Regions from separate parts of the Homo sapiens genome. Here regions 2 and 3 are each linked to region 1. Evidence: chromatin loops called from intact Hi-C (ENCODE). Cell type or tissue: ascending aorta. All regions are shown on one strand. Each heading gives the region's core, and the rest is flanking DNA. Links, peaks and the distances in the headings are about the cores only.

The links. Hi-C counts contacts between places; a loop is a spot of excess contacts. Peaks named below come from ENCODE experiments on the same cell type or tissue, not always from the same donor. Only the 100,000 strongest peaks of a DNase experiment are listed, where the experiment ranks them.
Region 2: a loop joins it to region 1, with 2.2 times the contacts of the local background. A loop is called at or near these places in 3 of 110 quality-filtered maps.
Region 3: it touches region 1 in a loop (4-fold over the local background); 4 of 110 quality-filtered maps call a loop at or near these places.

Annotation. Positions count from the first base shown.
Region 1 is chr17:77,883,898-77,891,945 of GRCh38, forward strand. LOC107985087 (a long non-coding RNA gene) reads right to left here. Exons shown (of 4, transcript XR_001753033.2): 2 at 6,188-6,327; 3 at 5,494-5,709; 4 at 4,653-4,764. It overlaps LINC01973 (long intergenic non-protein coding RNA 1973), which reads right to left and starts at 190. Exons shown (of 2, transcript NR_028337.1): 1 at 25-190. RefSeq lists enhancers at 6,430-6,930, 7,371-7,919. In ascending aorta, for the core only: no CTCF peak of the experiment used is centred there; DNase peaks (open chromatin) are centred at 2,655 and 3,894; H3K4me3 peaks cover 1,447 bases; H3K27ac peaks cover 1,621 bases.
Region 2 is chr17:77,732,608-77,737,607 of GRCh38, forward strand. No RefSeq gene overlaps it. Among named protein-coding and RNA genes, the nearest start is that of LINC01987, 6.5 kb to the left of the region's middle. In ascending aorta, for the core only: a CTCF peak has its summit at 2,339; DNase peaks (open chromatin) are centred at 2,214, 2,564, 3,174 and 3,804; H3K4me3 peaks cover 2,501 bases; H3K27ac peaks cover 3,850 bases.
Region 3 is chr17:77,600,279-77,605,278 of GRCh38, forward strand. No RefSeq gene overlaps it. Among named protein-coding and RNA genes, the nearest start is that of LINC01987, 130 kb to the right of the region's middle. In ascending aorta, for the core only: no CTCF peak of the experiment used is centred there; DNase peaks (open chromatin) are centred at 1,033, 1,483, 2,013 and 2,323; H3K4me3 peaks cover 1,730 bases; H3K27ac peaks cover 4,899 bases.

The DNA of each region.
Region 1 (8,048 bases), core at 1,808-6,807:
TCAATCGTGGTGAGCTGGAATTACCTGATAATCTACCTGCCTCTCTCTTGGACTACAGTCCCCTTGAGAGTGAGACTGGGTCCAGTAGACTGTTGTCTGCCCAGTGCCCAGCACAGGGTAGATGTCCATGAAATATACATGGACCAGTGACCGACTGAGATTGAGACTTGACTGGAAGCATCTTCCAAATGGCTGCTGGGAGAGCAGCCCATCCGGCACCCCAGCTCATGCCCCATCCCCCACTCCTCCAGCTCCTCTCCTCCCAAGTCCCTGCCGTCACAGCCAAGCTCGCGCTCCAAGGCAGCTCTGCCATCATCTGATGCAGACTCGTCAGCTGTTGCCATGGAGACCAGCCAGCAGTGAGCTCTGTGCCCTCCTGCTGCAGGGGCCGAGCAGAGCATGGGGGCACCCTGAAGCGTGCAGAGAGAACCCATCAAGGAGGAGGCGGGGGGAACGCGTGGCTCTGCATCCAGGCAAACCTGGAGTTGGGCCCCATCTGCCCCTACTCTCCTTCCTACACCTGTGACACCTCAGGCAAGTTGCTTCATCTCCCTGAGCCTCCCGTGAAATGCAGAAGATCCCAGCCACCCACTGTTATTGAAGGATGGGATCGACCCATTAGGGCATGGAGCTGTCTCTGTGTCATTTTGGTGTGCCAACCCCTGCCTTGGCTTTCTGGGGGCTGTTTTGAGTGTTCTCTCCCCTTGAACTTTGTGTCCAACTCTCCCCACCTCAACTCAGATGAGGCTGAAGGAAGGAGAGATTCCATTCCTACAATAGCACAAAAAGATTTTCTGTGACATTTGAAAACAAGAAGAAGCCTACAGGTTTGTTAACCAAATTTTGAACTTGGTCTGGCTCTGAGGGCTACTAATGTGGGGGCCACATTGGTTGCTTCCTGCAGTGAGCTAAGGGCTATGGGCAACTCTGCTCATGAAGAGCTTAAGGTGGCATCTCACTTGCAGGACAGCCTCCAGGTCTCACTGGAGTCAGGGAAAGTGATGGTTGTCCTATCTCCTTGTTGCTTTAAATGGTAGCTATCTCTGAAGATGGCTGAATGTCCCTGTGCCCACTGGGGACTTTGGGAACAGAAACATGCCAAGATGCTACAACCGGCCCTGGGCACAAAGCCACCTCTCCAGCTTTCCATGCCCAGCATTAGTCCTGGCATGGAGCTGAACACCTGTGTCTGAGGCAGGCCTAGGCCCTGATGCAAAATGTACCACCCACCTCCTTCTGCCAAATGTCAACTCGACCCAGCTGCAAGGCAGAGAAAACTTGGCAGTGTTCCCAAAGGGGACAGGAGATTGTCTCTTTTGTTAAATGAATGGATGGATGGATGGAGGATGGATGGATAGATAGATAGATGGGTGGATGGGTGAAAGGGTGGGTGGATAGGTGGTTGGATGGATGGGTGGATGATTGGATGGATGGGTGGATGGATGGGTGGGTGGGTGGGTGGTGAATGGGTGGGTGGGTAGATAACTGGATGGGTGGATGGGTGGTTGAATCGGTGGATGACTAGGTGAAAGAATGGATGAATGGATGGGTGGGTGGATGAATGGATGGGTGGGTGGGTAGGTGGATGGATGGATGGGTGAGTGGGTGGATGGATGGATGGGCGGGTGGGTGGATGGATAGGTGGGTGGGTGGATGATTGGAGACAGGAAAGAAAGAGAGAGAGAGAGAGAGAAAGGGAGGGAGGGAGGGAAGGAGGGAGGGAGGGAGGAAAGAAAGAAGGGAAGGAAGGAAGGAAGGAAGGAAGGAAGGAAGGAAGGAAGGAAGGAAGGAGAGAGACAGAAAGAGAGAGAGAAAGAAAAGAAAGAGAGAGAGAAGGAAGGGAGGAAGGAAGGAAGGGAGGGAGGGAGGGAGAGAGGAAGGAAGGAAAGAAGGAAGGAAGGAGAGAGAAAGAGAGAGAGAGAAAGAAAAAGAAAGAAAGAAAGACACAAAGAGAGAGAGAAGGAAGGGAGAAAGGAAAGAAGGAAGGAAGGAAGACAGACAAAGTGAGGAAGATTGCACCAGGATTGCCTCAGATGGGTCTTGCTATGAATAAAATTCAATAATACCAAGAAGAGCTTTACAAAAAGAGAGAGAGAGATAAGGTCAAAGAGACTTTTATGTGCTTCATGAATGAAGAACACTAAGGAGAAACGTTCCAGAAAATTTAGAGGAAAAAAAAAGTGGCTGAACATAAATTTTTGGTGAGGATAATAAAAATAAATAATGCCATAAACTCTTAGAAAACCTGGTGGTTTTCCTTCAAGGGCTTCAGTTAACTCCAGAGTGAGCTGTGAGCTGTGTCCAATTCCGTCATTTCACGGAGCAGGACACTGAGCCACGGGCCATTGAGACTTGCGTGTAATGCGGAGCTGGCGAAACACAACAGTGAGGTGTTTATTGGAGAATTTTGAATATGACTAAGTCCTTCTTTACAGAGCTTAGCATTTTCATCGTCTGTTTTAGGATGAGAGAACAGCATCAGCAGCATTCGGCACGATTGACAGGTTGTGTTTGCTCTTTGCTTATACCTCCTAAAAAGTGGACTGTCTTGGAAGTTTTATTGTAGTTCCCCTCGAAGCAGCCGCAGGTGCTCACTGGCTCACTGACAGCGAGGAGGTGATGCAATGGGCGCAGTCATTCCTCACTGCCATCGGCGTGTGCAGCTTGGGGAAGCACCACAGCACCGGGCGTGGCTCAGTTGACCAGCTGAAGGTTCCAGATCATGGAGGCAGAGAGGAGAAGCTGGCGACAGAGGGCAAGGCGGGATCTGTGGAGGCTCTTCCTCTGCCACTGTGGAACCCTGAGCCAGCCCCCTGCCTCGGGCCTGTCTATATTCCCACAGAGATGTGGAGAGCTGTTATGTGTAGCTAGATGGGTTCTAACGTGTCTCCCAGGGCTGGTATTTGGAAGAAATAATAAAGAGGAAAAAGACATTGCTGATGGATCCCAGTGGATCATGCCTGAGGTTTGGGAGCAGCCCCGGTCTTCCTTATTGAGTCTGTGTGATCTAAGTTTCCCCTCCTGTGACCTGCAGCTTCCTCCCACAGAGCTTTGCAAACTGTTTTGGCATTAGGATCCTTCTGGGAAATAGCACCTTACTCAAGACCCCAAAATATGACACAGATTAAAAAGGAGGCATGTCGTTCTGGGTGGGACGTGGGCTGCCCTACCTGACACCCTGCCTGTTGGGGCTCCCATTTCCACCCTCTCCACCCCGAACTCTGAAAACCCCTGTGCGACAGGGAACTGGCTTTGTCTTGTCTCCTCACAGCCTGACAGCCACAACTCTATTATACAGTAAGACCCCCGAGGCTAGGGACTAAGTCCTGTCTTTTTATCTCCAGCTCCTAGCAGCATTCCTAACCCAAGGCAGCCACACAGTGTTTGTTGAGTGAATGAATGACCTGGGAACTAGTCGCTAGAATAATGCTACATAACAGACAACCCCAGAAATCTCAATGACCTACAGCAACAAAGATCAACATTTTTTCTTCTTAATGGGTACAGATCAGCAGAGGCTGGGCTCCATGTGTAATTTCAGGGCTCATGGCCACACCCAGCATTGACGCGGAGCAGGGAAAAATTCTGCACCCACTCTTGGCGGGGGAGGGCGGGAACGCACTGCAAAGCCACCTGGCGAAAGAGGCAAATGTGAAATTCTACACCAGGGAGGGAGGGAAGAATTAGAAACAGGAATCCAATCTGCCACAAACTAGAAAATGGAAACAATAAAAAAGAATGCCTCCGTGGCGTGGTAGAGGTTGTTACAGCGTCATGTGTTTCAAGCTGCTGTAGGCTACAAAGCCAGGGGTGAGTGGAGCAACCGCGTGCTGTTAATGCCACGTCCCCTCTGCTGCGATCACCGCGCAGTGACCGGAAGGAGAGCTCATTCTCACAGAGGGCGATGACGTGCCGGACACAGGGACCCTTGCGCAACAAGGTCCACCACACAGAGGGATTGAAGCCGTGCGTTCTGCTCTAACAACCGCCCGAGCTGCCCCTCCTCAGAAAATGACCGATTAGGAAGGGAGGCTGGCCTGGCATCTCAAAAGCTGTCAGGACAGAGAAAAATGGGGATATTGTCAGCACTTCAGGCTCGGTGGCGGTATATCCGAGGATGTGAGGGTGTCTGCGTAACTGGCATCGGAATCGAAAGGCCCCGCCTCCCCCATGCACGGGTGCGCGCACACACTCACACCCTCCCTCCCTCCTGCTCCCCCAAAGGGACTCGAATGAAAGGCGTAAATACACCGTGTCTGCCTACCCGAGGGCTGCTGTGAGTGTCAGATGAGAAAACGCCTGGGGTAGTGGCCCGAGACTGAAGCGCGCTCCACGCCTACCAAGTGCCGCTCAACCCCAATTCTGCTCTCGGGGAGAGAAGAGAACTCCTGCCAGACCCGAGTGTTTTCAGAAGTTTGTCAGTTTAGACTTTCCTTTTTTTCCTTTCCAAAGCTCCGCTCACCCAAGAGAATAATGTAAACATTCATGATGGCGTTTTCATAGTCCCGGAGGCATTGATCATGATTGTGAATCTGAAAAGAGCTGAGTTATTCATGTTTGACAATTCAGTCATGCAGCACTCCACATGTTACAATCTTTAATGGTGAACATTGCTTTTACTTTCCAAGCACTTTCTCATCTGTTGTCTCATAGGGGAGGAGTTATTCTCCCAATTAGGGCAATCAGAAAACAGGGATCAAGGCCAGGCACGACGGCTCATGCCTGTAATCCCAACACTTTGGGGGGCCGGGGCAGGAGGATCACCTGAAATCAGGAATTTGAGACCAGCCTGGTCAACATGATGAAACCCCATATCTACTAAAAAAAAAAAAAAAAAAAAAAAAAAAAAAAAGGTTGGGTATGGTGGCATGCACCTGTAATCCCAGCTACTCAGGAGGCTGAGGCAGGAGAATTGCTTGAACCCGAGAGGGGGAGGTTGCAGTGAGCCGAGATGGCACCACTGCACTCCAGCCTGGGTGACAGAGCAAGACTCTGAGAGAAAGAAAGAAGCAAGAAAGAGAGAGAGAGAGAAGAAAGAGAGAGAGAGAGAAAGAAAGAAAAAAAAAGAAAAAGAAGAAAGAAAGAAAGAAAGGGAAGAGGAAGGGGAAAGTGAAGAGGAAGGGAAGAAAGGGGAAGGGAAGGGAAAGCAGAGGTCAAAAAGGATCAGGCCACTCGCCTACTGGGGGATAGCGCATGGAGGAATCAGACCCCACAGCCTGCTCTTCTTCCCCCTAGAACCCTCACCACTGCCAGATCACTGGGCTATGCACTGCTTCCCTCAAAATGCCTTCAGCTTTCTTTCCCCAACCCCTGAGACTTAAGGATCCCACCTCCCTCCAGAGGCCTGTGTCCCGTCCCCATTTGTTCCTCATTTCCCTGGGGTCTTTTTGCATCTCCCTTCTCTCCCTCTGCACAGCCACCGTCCTGCCTCCCTATACAAACCCCAAAGTAACCTACTCTCCCCACAGATCCTCCAGACAGACAGACACCCACCTGCTGCCTTGGCATGGGCTCCCCTGAAAGCAGTGTCTGGGGCTCGAGCTGGTGGGCAGGCATGAATTTGTGTCTGCAGGGGTTTGAACTGTGTTCTCCAAGCGATCATACCCCCAGCAACTGTAAATGTGACCTTATTCTGGAATAGCATCTTTGCAGACGTAATCAAATTAAGGCGAGGTCATAGGGTGGGACTTCAGTCCAAAGGCTGGCATCCTTAAAATAAAGAGAATTTTTTTTTATTTTTTATTTTTGAGACAGTGTCTCGCTCTGTTGCCCAGGCTGGAGTGCAGTGACTCAATCTCAGCTCACTGAAATCTCCATCTTTCCGGTTCAAGTGATTCTCATGCCTCAGCCTCCCGAGTAGCTGGGATTACAGGCACCTGCCACCACGCCCAGCTAATTTTTGTATTTTTAGTAGAGATGGGGTTTCACCATGTTGGCCAGGCTGGTCTCCAACTCCTGACCTCAGGTGATCCGCCCTCCTCAGCCTCCCAAAGTGCTGGGATTACAGGAGTGAGTCGCCACGTCTGGCCAGAAAGGGAAATTTGGACACAGAGACACACGCATGAGACCACCAAGGCAGAGACTGGAGTCTACAAGCCAAGGAACGCTGAGGCCTGCAGGCAAGCGCCGGAAGCAAGAAGAGAGGCACAGGGTGGCTTCTTCCCTGGAGCCGTCAGAAGGAACCCACCTCGCTGACACCTTGATCCTGGGCTTCTGGCCTCCAGAGCCGTGAGAGGATCCATGCCTGCTGTTCGAAGGCTCTCAGTCTGTGCGAATTTGTTACAGCAGCCACAGGAAACCGACACAGTGTCCCTCTCCCTGAGGTGTCTACAGTCCTCAGAAAGAGATGAGGCCAGGGTCACTTGCAGAAAGTCCTTTGGGAAGCATCGTGATTGGAGCAGCTGTGGCCCGGCGGGGAAGGCAGGACTTGGAGCGGGAGAGAGCTCTGTGCCAACCCCAGCTTGTCCCCTCGGTGGGGGCAGGTGCTTAGTGTCCCCCACCAGGGGCTCCTCAACTCTCAAGAGGTGAGTTCAATGCCGATCTCCCAACGTTAATGATAATAATAAGAGAGCAGCAGCCCTTGCCAGGCACCCTGCTGGGCATTCGGAGATATGACTTCTCACCCTTCAAGACGAGTCTGGCCATTCCAGGTCAGAGGAACTGGCCGTGAAGAAGCACCCACAACAGCTGGGACACGGCAGGCAACCACCATGCTTCCAGCCTCTCCCGATGGGAAGGTGTCGGCGTGCAAGGAGCTCTTGCAGGAATGCTTGTATCAAAGACCCCAAACAGGGCAGCAGAGGCCCAAGGCTGGCTGGAGTGCCAGGTGTCAGGGCTGCGTGCCCCCCACCCTCCCATCCACTCTCCCCCACCCACCCCCCACAGTTGAGACTCCTCCCTCCTGGGCAAGGGTCTGGTCATCCCCCTGACACCTGGCTTCCTCTGAACTCTGCTCTGAGAGTCACCTTTCATGCATTCGTCATTCACTCAAAAAGCCCACTCTGAGCACCCAGGCTGTGCCCGATGCCATGCTGCAAAACGGAGCCCTTACTTGAAGATGCAAGCCCAGCACACCTCCAACAGAGGTCCAGGCCTTGGGGCAGTGGCAGAAACCTGAGGCCATGCTGGCTTCCCCCCAGCTCCCCATCCCCACCTCCTCCCCTGCCACCTCCCAGGGATGCCTGTAAGCCCAGGTTTCTCCAACTGGGGTCCTCAGGAGCTCTGGGTGAGGGGCTCAGGACACACTCATCAGCACAGCTTGCTGGAGTAATCATTTTACTTAAGTAGATTGGGATGGGAGGAGTAAATGTTGTTGTTGTCATTGTTGTTTTGAGACAGGGTCTTGCTCTGTCTCCCGGGGCTGCAGTGCAATGATGCACTATAGCCTCTAAACCCTGGGCTCAAGCGATCCTCCCACCTCAGCCTCCCAAGTCTTGGGTGCCACCACACTCAGATAACTTTAAAATATTTTGTAGAGATGGAGTCTCCTTATGTTGCTCAGGCTGGTCTCCAACTCCTGGGCTCAAGTGTTCCTCCTGGCCTGGCCTCCCAAAATGCTGGGATTTTAGAGATGAGCCACTGCGCCTGGCCGGTGTTAACTTAAGTAATTTGATTGTTGCACAACCTAAAGCATAATTGTTCTACTAAGACACATAGGACCATATTACAGGGCACAATGTAAAAGTCATGAATTTCTACAACAAGCCTCAGTGGTTCAGAAACTTCTGTTCCCTTCTGCCTGCAATCCCACAGGATCCGCTCTGGCCTGGAGCAAACTCTCATTTTCCCAAGAGAGCAGCGCCCCAGCCTCCCTCCAGGCCCCATTCCAGAATCGCAGCCTCCTCTTGGTCCAGAAGTACTCGTCCCGAAGCCTGCTGAAAGGCTGAAGCCTGGAGTCACAGGAGTGGCTCCTGGGCAGCCATGGAAGCCTCCTTCCCTGTGGTGGCGGCAGCAAGGACACCAGCCATTAATCACTCTTCTCTCCGTTTTGTCAGACCCAGCAGCCTCCTGAAGATGCTGCATAAACACATTTAACCTTTAAAGGGTCG
Region 2 (5,000 bases), core at 1-5,000, 150 kb before region 1:
TATATTGAATTTATTTGGCATGTATGTATTAATAGAAGTAAAATATATGACAATAGCACAAATGCTAGGAGAGGGAGAACTGAAAAGACATTGCTTTAGGGTTCTTAAATCATACACAAAGCAGCATAACATTATTTGAAGGTAGACTTCGATTAAAAGGTGTGTTATGTAAACTTAAAAGCAATGATTTTTTTAATAAGGTATAGTTAATAAGGCAACAGAGAAGATTACATGGAATCATAAAAAATACCAAATCTGTCAAAACAAGGCAGAAATGAAAGGAAAAGAAAACAAAGAACAGATGGGACAAATATAAAACAAATAGCAAGATGGGCAGATTTAAACCCAACCATAGTAATAGTCACATTAAACGTGAATAACCTAAACACCTCAGTTAAAAGGCAGAGATTGTTCTGCGAGGGTGGGAGTAGAGAAACACTGTATCATTCAATCCCTGGTAACCAAAATTCAACAAGAGACATGGTAAGGTCAAGATATAATGTTTAAGAAATTATCTGTGTCATACTGGTGGGACAGCCACATCAAATCTAGTCCTAAATCCCCTGGTGGAACAGCCACATCAAATCTAGTCCTGAGTCCCTTGGCAGCAGAGATACAGCAAGCTAAATAACCACCTCCACCTTCCCACCATCTTTTCCCCAGAAAGCAGGGAAGAGAAACCTTGTCTTCAGATTCCCAAATGATTAACTGGGGAGAGAAGGGGGTCTGTGGTCAGTAGGTGAGACTCTATCTGCAGACTTTCCATGAAAATACTTGATAGAGGTTAAGTTGGAGAGAGGGGAATGTTAAATTGGAAATTCAAAGTTGGTCTTTCTGTAGCTCAAGCCATGACACGAACCCAAACAATGTTCATAATGATTCTCTCAGTAACCATATAAGAAGAATGACTGTATCACCCAGCAAAGCAGACCCTGGAAACAATTCTTTTTTTAATCTAGTACTCAAACGAAAGGTAGATGAATTCAGATTTTTGTAGCAGTCCATCTTTGAACTCCAGGTTGGTCAAATTGCCTTTCTCTGAGCTTCCCCAGCTTTCTCTGCTCTGCTCCACACCCAGCACCACATACACTACCTTGAGGTGATTTTGACATCATACTTGTGCACATCTGAGCTCCATGCTCTGTGACACGGGGGATGGTCTTACTCAGAACAGCAACCCCAGGGCTTTGACCAGAGCCTGACACATGCATGGCAGAGGCTCAGTAAATATCCCTTGACTGATTGACACCCTCAATGTAGGGTTTGTGTTCGTTTCTCTTCCTGGGGCTCAATAAGAATAATGCATGTGGATTTAGGCTGCAGCCAAAACAATGGAAGTAGAACGTTAGGGTGATCATTGCAGCAAAAGTTGTTTGGTCTTTGTTTTTTGTTTTGTTTCATTTTTGAAGCACGGGGCCAGTTGCTGAAGACAAGAGCAGCCCTGATCAACAGAACATTCTGCAATGATGGCAACACCCTACCCGCACCATCCAGGGTGGCAACCACCAGCCACTGGTGGCTGCTGAGCACTTGAGATGGCAAACGAGGAACTGAATTTTACATTTTCTTTCATTTCATCTCATTTAGGCTTAAATAGCTGCATGTGACTAGTGGTTTCTGCACTGGATGGCACAGCCCTGGAGGCTGTCCCCTTCCTCGGTGTGCTCCTACCGGTGGGGCCTGATGAATGTTGGGGGGAGGGGACAGACACCCCCATCTGTTGAACTGGCAAGTGCGGGCGGGGGAGAGGAGGAATTGACCTCCAAACAGCTGGCTTTGTTCTAGGCAGAGTACCATTCCCCCATCTCCCACCACCTCCCCAGGCCCTGGCACGTGGCACTGCGTTGGACACTTGGCACATAGGACTTCTCTGCGTGCCAACTCCCCCGCCTGCCTTCCTCCCTCCTTAATTAACTCTGCAGCAGCAACTTTGTTTCCCTTTGCCAAGATCGGGAGAGGGTCCTGGCATGTGCCAGCAGGGCTGAGAGCACAGGAACAGACCCGCACGGCCTGGCTCCACCCCCTCGCTGGGCTCTAGGAGCCTCCCCAGCCCACCAGAGAGCCTCGGGTCCCAGGCAGGCCACTGGCAGGCCACTGACAGTCCCTGGGCTTTGCCTGTGAGTTAAGCCGGGAGTTGAGTAATTGCTGGCTGGGTTCTGGCTCCTCCCAGGATTCAGCTGGGGGCTAGAAGATGTCTCCATCCCGGGAAACCTGGCAGTCAGCCCAGGGGGCGGGGCTGAGCGGGAGTGGGGGAAGGAGGCCCCTGGGCAGCTCGGTGCCTCTCTCCCCACTCTGCCCTCCCGTCTCTGATGGGCACCAGCGCTCCCTGCTGAGAGAAGCTCCAGCTTGGGAGACGCCTGTGTTTCTCTCTAATAACCAGGGGGCTCCTACCTGCCCTGCCTGCCCTGCTAAACTTCCCGCTGCCCCTCCAGCCTAGGTCTTGCCACAGAGGCATCTGGTCGTCAGCACAGACCAGGCCCACCTGAGGGGGTTGACAGACATGCAGATTTCCAGGCCCAAACCCGGCTATTGCCACCCAACCATCTGGAACAGAACTGGGGACTCTGCATGTTTAACCATCCCCCACGGCGATCCTGGGACTGGCCACCCTGTAGCTCCCAGCTAGGCAGGGGCCAGGCTGCAAGGGGCCCTGCCTCAGCTCCTGCAGGCCGCAGAGGTACCGACTGGTCAACAGAAGCCCGGGGGTCGAAAAGGGACCTCCCCATGCCTGCTGGTTAGAAGATAAAGACGAAGAGTCTCTCTTTGGCTCACAGCCAGGATGAGGAGTCCGTAGGTAGAAGGAGGAGTCTCACAGTCCCTCCCCTGCCCCTAAGCCTCTGCAGAAGTGAGGATCCTGCTCTGAGGAGGAGGATCTACCCAGCAAGGGCCATGCCAGTATTTAACAGCCCAGCCTCCCTTCCTCCAGTGCAGGGCAAGCCTGTCTGCGCTTGCTTCCCCCTCAGGGATGATGTAGAAAAACCCTGTGACCCTGGCCCCTCCAGTCCTGCAGGTGGTCGGGAAGCCCTGCCTGCTTCTGGCCCAGTCCCTGGCTGGAGCTGGAGGCCCTGTTCAATGGGCAGGTGCTGCGTGGAAGACAAGGAACCTCTTCACACGGAGGGCACTCCAGCCTGCCAGGCCCAGCCTGCCCTGGGCGAGCAGCCTCCCTCCCTCCCTCCCCGCCCACTGCTCTCCCCTTAAATGGCCCCTGATGGGTGTCTGCAAACTGGAGCTGAATAAAAATAAACACTACAGAGTGCCTGGCACAGGGAAGGCTCTCTAATATTTGTGAAAAAGGGAGGGAGGGAGGAGGGGAGGGGAGGTCAAGGGAGGGAGGGATGGAGGGAGGCGGGGAGGTCGGATGGGGGAGAAGAGAAGGGGAGGAGAAGGATGGGAAGAGGAGAAGGGGAATGGAGGGGAGGAGAGAAAGGAAGAGAGAGGAGTGGGGAGGTGGCAGGAGGAAAAGGAGGGAGGGACAGAGGAATGAAGGGAGGGAGGAATCATTTTTACAAAGCCAATGGGAGAACAGAAAGAGTGCTGAACTGGAAATTAGAGGACCTGAATTTGGTTCTTTCCCTCTCCTTAACTAATAGCGAACCCTCTCTCTCCAGACCCTGTAGGGGACCCACTGTCTCCAGGCCTCCGTTTGCTCATCTGTAAAGCGAGGGGTGGGCCAGTCACCCCGGCATGAGCTTTGACATTTTAGGATCCCAGCCTTCCCGCTGTGGTTGCAGAAGTGGCTCTTAGGATCCCAGCCTTCCCGCTGTGGCTGCAGAAGTGGCTCCTCTCCAGAACAGCATTTATGGCGTCTGGACTCCCGCCCCAGCTCCCTAACGGGGCAGGGAGCTCGCCTGCTCCTGAAGCATCCGCCTCCCAGCCTCGCGCAGGTGAGGCTCATCAATAACGATGGGCGAGGATGTCAGGCTGCGTCTGAAGCCACCAGGGGCCCAGCAGGCTGCCGCGTGCTTTGTCATAAACTATGTTGTCACCTGGGGAAGAATCATCACCGATAACATATTTCAGGAGACAAAAACAAGAGGTGCATTGATTTTTTCCACGAGGTCAGACAACTTCTGGGAAGGCTCCTGGAACTCAAGTTGTCACGGCATCTCTCCCTGAATATCCGTTTGACCCGGGGTGTTAGTGGCCTCTGACCCAGGTGGGCTCTTTTTCCTGATCACGGGCTGTTCTTTTCAGAGGCCAGCACCATCACTGGCCTTTCTCAGACCCTGAGGATCGAGGCTGACTTGGATCCAGGGAAGATTTGCTCTCTGGCTTCCCCTGATCTGGCTCCGAGAAAGGTCTGCACAGGTGGCTCCGGGAGGGGCTCTGCTGACAGCCAAATCTGCCATTTGTTAAGCTTATGACACACACCAGAGTGACCTGTCTATTTCCCTGGCCACCACCCAGCCCAAAACTGAAGACAGAATGTTCAAAAATACAGTATATTAATAGAAAATCTGAGGCATAGTGAGGCCAACAGATCAGGAGACAACTGCCATTAAAAAGGTAGTTTGCGGCCGTGAGCGGTGGCTCACGCCTGTAATCCCAGCACTTTGGGAGGCCGAGGTGGGCAGATCACATGAGGTCAGGAGTTTTAGACTCGCCTGGCCAGCATGGTGGAACCACCCTATCTCTACTAAAAATATAAAAATTAGCTGGGTGTGGTGGCGGGAGCCTGTAATCCAAGCTACTCAGGAGGCTGAGGCAGGAGAATCACTGGAACCTGGAAGGTGGAGGCTGCAGTGAGCTGAGATCGCACCACTGCACTCCAGCCTGGGCAACAGAGTGAGACCCCATCTCAAAAAAAAAAAAAAAAAAGGTAGTTTGTTACTCACAGTTCCCAAGAGGAGGGGAGCACCACGCCATGCCGCGCCACGCCATGCCACGCCATGCCACGCCATGCCATGCCATGCCACGCCATGTGGGGGCCACACCCGGAGAGCCCCAGAGGGAGCAAGGGGCAGAACGCAGGCAAGCAGTTCCCATGGGAAGGAACAGGC
Region 3 (5,000 bases), core at 1-5,000, 290 kb before region 1:
AGGGTAAGCTTGGGAGATACCATGCCCTGGGACAACCGTCTGCCAATGGGGGACAATAGTCTGCGCCCATGGAGGGACAACTCAGAGGCAGATCCCACGGATTTTTCAGAGGGCTCCTGGTGGGTCTGAGCCCCTGTTGCCCGCACCGATCACCAGCCCAGTGTCATCCTCCCATTGACCACGCTGATCACCAGCCCAGTATCATCCTCACAATTGGCCACGCTGATCACCAGCCCAGTGGCATCCTCGCAATTGGCCACGCTGATCACCAGCCCAGTGACATCCTCACATTGGCTTTCTCCCCACCCGGATCTCACTGCCCTGCCCCTCACTCCAGCTTCCTGGAGTCACCTCCCACCTACACTACCTGCACCCAAGGCCTTGTCTCAGGCTCTGTTTTGGGGGAACCCCGAAAGGCAGAGAGGTCAACCTCACCTGAAGCAGGTGAATTGAGAGGTATTAGGGCCTTGAGGACACCTGAGTTTGACCGGCCAGGCGTCTGACCTCCCTCAGCAGCAGGACCCTGTCTCAATTGTTGTCTCGTGAATCCTCCCAGTGTATAAAGAGTACAAGAAAGGGGTTGGTCCAGCCTCACAAGCATTTACTGAGCACCTACTGTGTGCCAGGCTTACTCCCTCTTCACATGAACTCATCATCACCCCATTCTACAGATGCAGGGAGTGAGGCCTAAAATCATCAGGAAGGATCTGAGGCCACACAGCTGGTAAATGGCAGAGCGGGGGCTGGAGTCCAGGGCCTCTCACTCCAGGTGCGGGCTCCTGTCCTCGCCCCGCTGGCTGGTCTGAGGTGGCTCACTGAGCTGGGCGTAGCTTGAAGCCTCCCTTGGTCCCCTCCAGTCAAGACTGGATTTTCCCGCCAGCTCCCAGCCACTGTCCTTCCTCCCCAGGAACCTTCCGCTGTGTTTTTTGCAAAGTCAGGCTCTCCTAACTCTCTCTCACACCCCTTCCTGTTCAGGCTCCAACTTTCTCTGCCCAGAAGCCCTTGCTGGCATTGGTGCCTGTGCCAAGCTTGCTCAGTGGGAGGTGGGTTCACAGCCTCTCACCTCCTTCCCTGCTCGCTGTCCACAGGACTGTCCAAGTAAAGGTTCCCCTCAACACCACCCCTTCCCTCAACCCCGTCCCAGGTCACCACTCAGAATGACAGCGCTAACCCTTTCTACCCTGCTCAAATCCCAACCCTCACCTTCTGGGGCTGCCCCTGCCTGCCCAGATCACCTTCTTGCTGAGAAAATGGAAGCGTTAAACTCTCAATCCTCTTCAAAGCTCATTAGCCAGAGAAAGCTACACATCAAATTGATTTTAATTCTCCGGGTTCTGGCTAACGCAATGACTTCAGGCCACAGGCGGGGAGGGCAGGGTTATTTTTTTGAGGCTTGCTGGTGTCTCTCTGCCCTTTCCTTCTGGCTGGCTCATGATTCTTGCAATGTGACAAGCTCTGCGCAGTCCCAGGGCCAGGACGCAGGGCGAGCCTTGTGCTCCCCAGGGGCAGGATGGGGGCGGAGGGATGGAGGAGGTGCTGAGCCCACAGCAGTCTCCCTTCCCAGGGCCCTACCCAGAAGCTGTCCCGCCACTCATAAAGAGCCTGAAAGATGGAAAGGATCTCTCTCTTATTCTTGTAATATACTTTGCCCAGAATTCATGATGAAATACATTTTCTCCAGAACGTTTTATGCAGTTAATGGTGTAAAATCAAACCGACTGTTGTCAGACCATTCTCAGTGCCTCCCCTAACCCCAGTATTTGTGCTGAAGATGGTGGGAACTCAATTTGCCCTTCCAGAATATCGCAGAGCCTGGCCCCAGCCTGAGCAATGGCAGCTCTCCAGGAGCCTGAGGTCTGAATCTGCCTGGTACAGCATCCTGGAGAGCACGTGCAGACACAGAAGTACTGTGTGCCCTGTGAAATAGTGGGCCAGGTAGGCATTCTGTCCCATCTGTCATGTGCTCCCTCTGTGTGGCTGCCCTGGAGGTTCTGAGGAGGCCTGCGGGGAGGCCCTAGGTTGTTCCAAACCACCTCTATAAATAGCCAGCTTCAGGAATTCACTGGGAGCCAGGCTGTTTTTATAGGCTTGTATCTTCGTTTTTCCAGTAATCCAGCTGAGTGCTTCTGGACCCGGGCCCCCACCAGGGAACTGACAACCCCACATCTGCCACAGGCAGAAAACTTGTGGGGGTCAAGGGAAGCTCTTTCTCTGCCATTTAAGAAGGAATAGTGGGGGCCGGGGCTGCCAGCCCGCTTGGCTCACAACTTTTGGACTGTCTGGCATTGTGGCCAGCACGTGACTGTGGTTATTTGGGGCAAGCAGGGGTGCCCAAGTCCAGACACATCTCCTCCCAGGCCTGTCCCTCACTGACACATCTGGTAAGCATGCGACGGAGAGAACACTGTGTAACAGGAACCAACGCTGGGCTGTCCCAGGCATCCTTTATGGAGAAAAACTCTTTCTATGGGATCTGAATGCTTCTGCTCTTAAATAATCAGTGTGAATTTCTTCTAAGCAGCCAGTGACTAGCCAACAGTTCGAGTAGGGCAAAGTCAATGATGGACTGGATTTCATTTCTCATCAGTGGCATGAGGGGGGTGAACCAGGGGGTCTCCAGTCCCACTTAGACTCAATTCCATAACCTCAACCAAGCACCTGAGCACGCCGGGCACCTGGGGAACCGAGGGACTTGGTACCAGGAGTGGGGCCCACAGGGCCCTGTGAGCGTGTGGTCAGGGGTGGGGAGAAGCCACGGAGGTCGAGGCAGGGTTGTGCTCGCTCAGAGAACCAGATGGCCAAAAGTCCCAGGAAAGCTGGTCTCTATCCATGCTCAACACAGCTTTTCCTTGTGAAGGGAGAGGGAGGAAAGGGATTACCGGCGCCGGGGAGAAAGAGCCCAGAGCCCCGAGGGAGGTGTGGACAGAGCACTCATGAAGATGAGGAAGAGGAGCTTGAGCGCAGGGACAGTGCACAGCACAGTCTGCATCAGAGGAGATGTCTGGGGTCAGACAGAGACTGAGGGGCCTGCCCCTTGGGGCCCGGTGGCCAGGACTTGGTGCAAAAGCCCCCGCCCCCCACAGCCTCCCTGCTCCGAGCCCCTGGCCTTGTGCATCTCCTGCTCTCCTTCCTGAACTAGCGTTGACCTCACATCGCAGCTGCCCTTCCCTGGCTTCATTTATTCAGGAGAGATCTATGGACTACCGCCATGAGGCACGCTCACTCTCTGTTCAGACCTGACGGCGGATCCCGAGCCACGGACCCTGGCGTTCTCCCCACAGATCAGCTCACCTTCACCCTTTTGATGTTGCCACTTCCAGCTGTTCCAGGGAGATGCCTCCTTGGTCTAGCCCAGCCCCAGGCACACTCTGAACGCAGACCTCAGGCAGCCACCCCAGACCCAGCAGAGGGGACACCAGCATGGGCAGCGCAAGTGGGCCTGACATCAGGAAAGCGACCATCCCTGCCTGTCCCTCCAGGGCTAGAGTCATGACTGTATTTGGGTGTGATTCAGATTCATGTAACAGAGCACAAGTGACATTAAAGGGGAAGAAGAAGTAGATGAAGACATGGCTGAAAGCAGACATTAGCCAAATTCTTACTCTAAGGAGAAATGAGGGGTGAGAAGCCTTTTATCCCTGTTGCTGACTTGTCTCCAGCTCCCAGGTACCAGACTACAGGGGTGGGGGTGGGGCAGGCTCTAGGGAGATTCTCGCTTGGTACCCAGCTCCACACTCTGCAATAGTAGTTGATTTGTCATTGCTGTTGGAATTCATTTTTTTTTTTTTTGAGATGGAGTCTCACTCTGTTGTCCAGGCTGGAGTGCAGTGGTGCAATCTCGGCTCAATGCAACCTCTGCCTCCCGGGTTCAAGAGATTCTCCTGCCTCGGCCTCCTGAGTAGCTGGGACTATAGGTATGCCCCACCATGCCCAGCTAATTTTTGTATTTTTGGTAGAGACGGGGTTTCACCATGTTGGGCAGGATGGGCTCAATCTCTTGATCTCATGATCTGCCCCCCTTGGCCTCCCGAAGTGCTGGGATTACAGGCATGAGACACCGTGCCTGGCCTGGAACTCATTTTTAAATCATGCAACACAGGACTGATTCCCAAAACAGCATCCCTGTGCCTTTGCATGGCCACGTCCTCTTGAAGAAGACCTGTGGACTCCGAGTGGCCAAGGGTGTCCCTTTGGAGCCCAACAGATGGGGCTGAATTCCACTTCTGCTGGTTGCCCGCTGTGTGACCTTAGCCGAGTGTCTGGATCTGGGCCTTAGATCCCTCACCTGTTAAATGAGGCCAGAGCTGGCCACTTTTCAGGGCTGTTGATGAAATGAAGGAGATAAAAGATGCAAAGGAGCTCCGTTTGGTGCTGGGGACGTGCAAGCATCCAACAGGCGACATTTGCCATTCTTAGATAATCACTGTCATTAGAGTGCATGCATTCAAGAACCCACAGACAAGAGGTGGAGGCTCCGCTGGGGCTGGGGCAAAAGATGCTTGCCCAGGACACCACAGATGTCCCTACCCTCACAAGTGACCAGTGGGAAGTGACGGAGAGGAGGTGTGTGGCAAAGCCCTAAGGGTGCCTGCAGCCCGGCCCTGCCAGAGTGCGGTACATTGCCCACTTTCGCAATGGCATCTTCAAGTGGGGGCCTCCTTGACACATGGGCAGTCCCCACTTCTGGTCGCCTCTCCCGCCTTTGACTAATGGCTGACCTGACATCTTTCAGCAAGTGACCTTGTTGCAGCTGGTAATTCAAATATCTTTCAGTGTCAGAAATAATAAGCACCACCATGAGATGAACAAGCAGAGCTTAAGTTAAGCGCAGATTAATGGGGTTTTAATATTCCTAATTTAATCACTCCTTTCTGTCACACTGTGGGCAACATGATGTAGCAGCTAATTATTTTTTTAAACCATGTTGGGGATCTTTCCTAATCAATTTTATATTTAACATGAATGAAGGGAGGGCAGTGATTAATGGGAGAATAAATCTC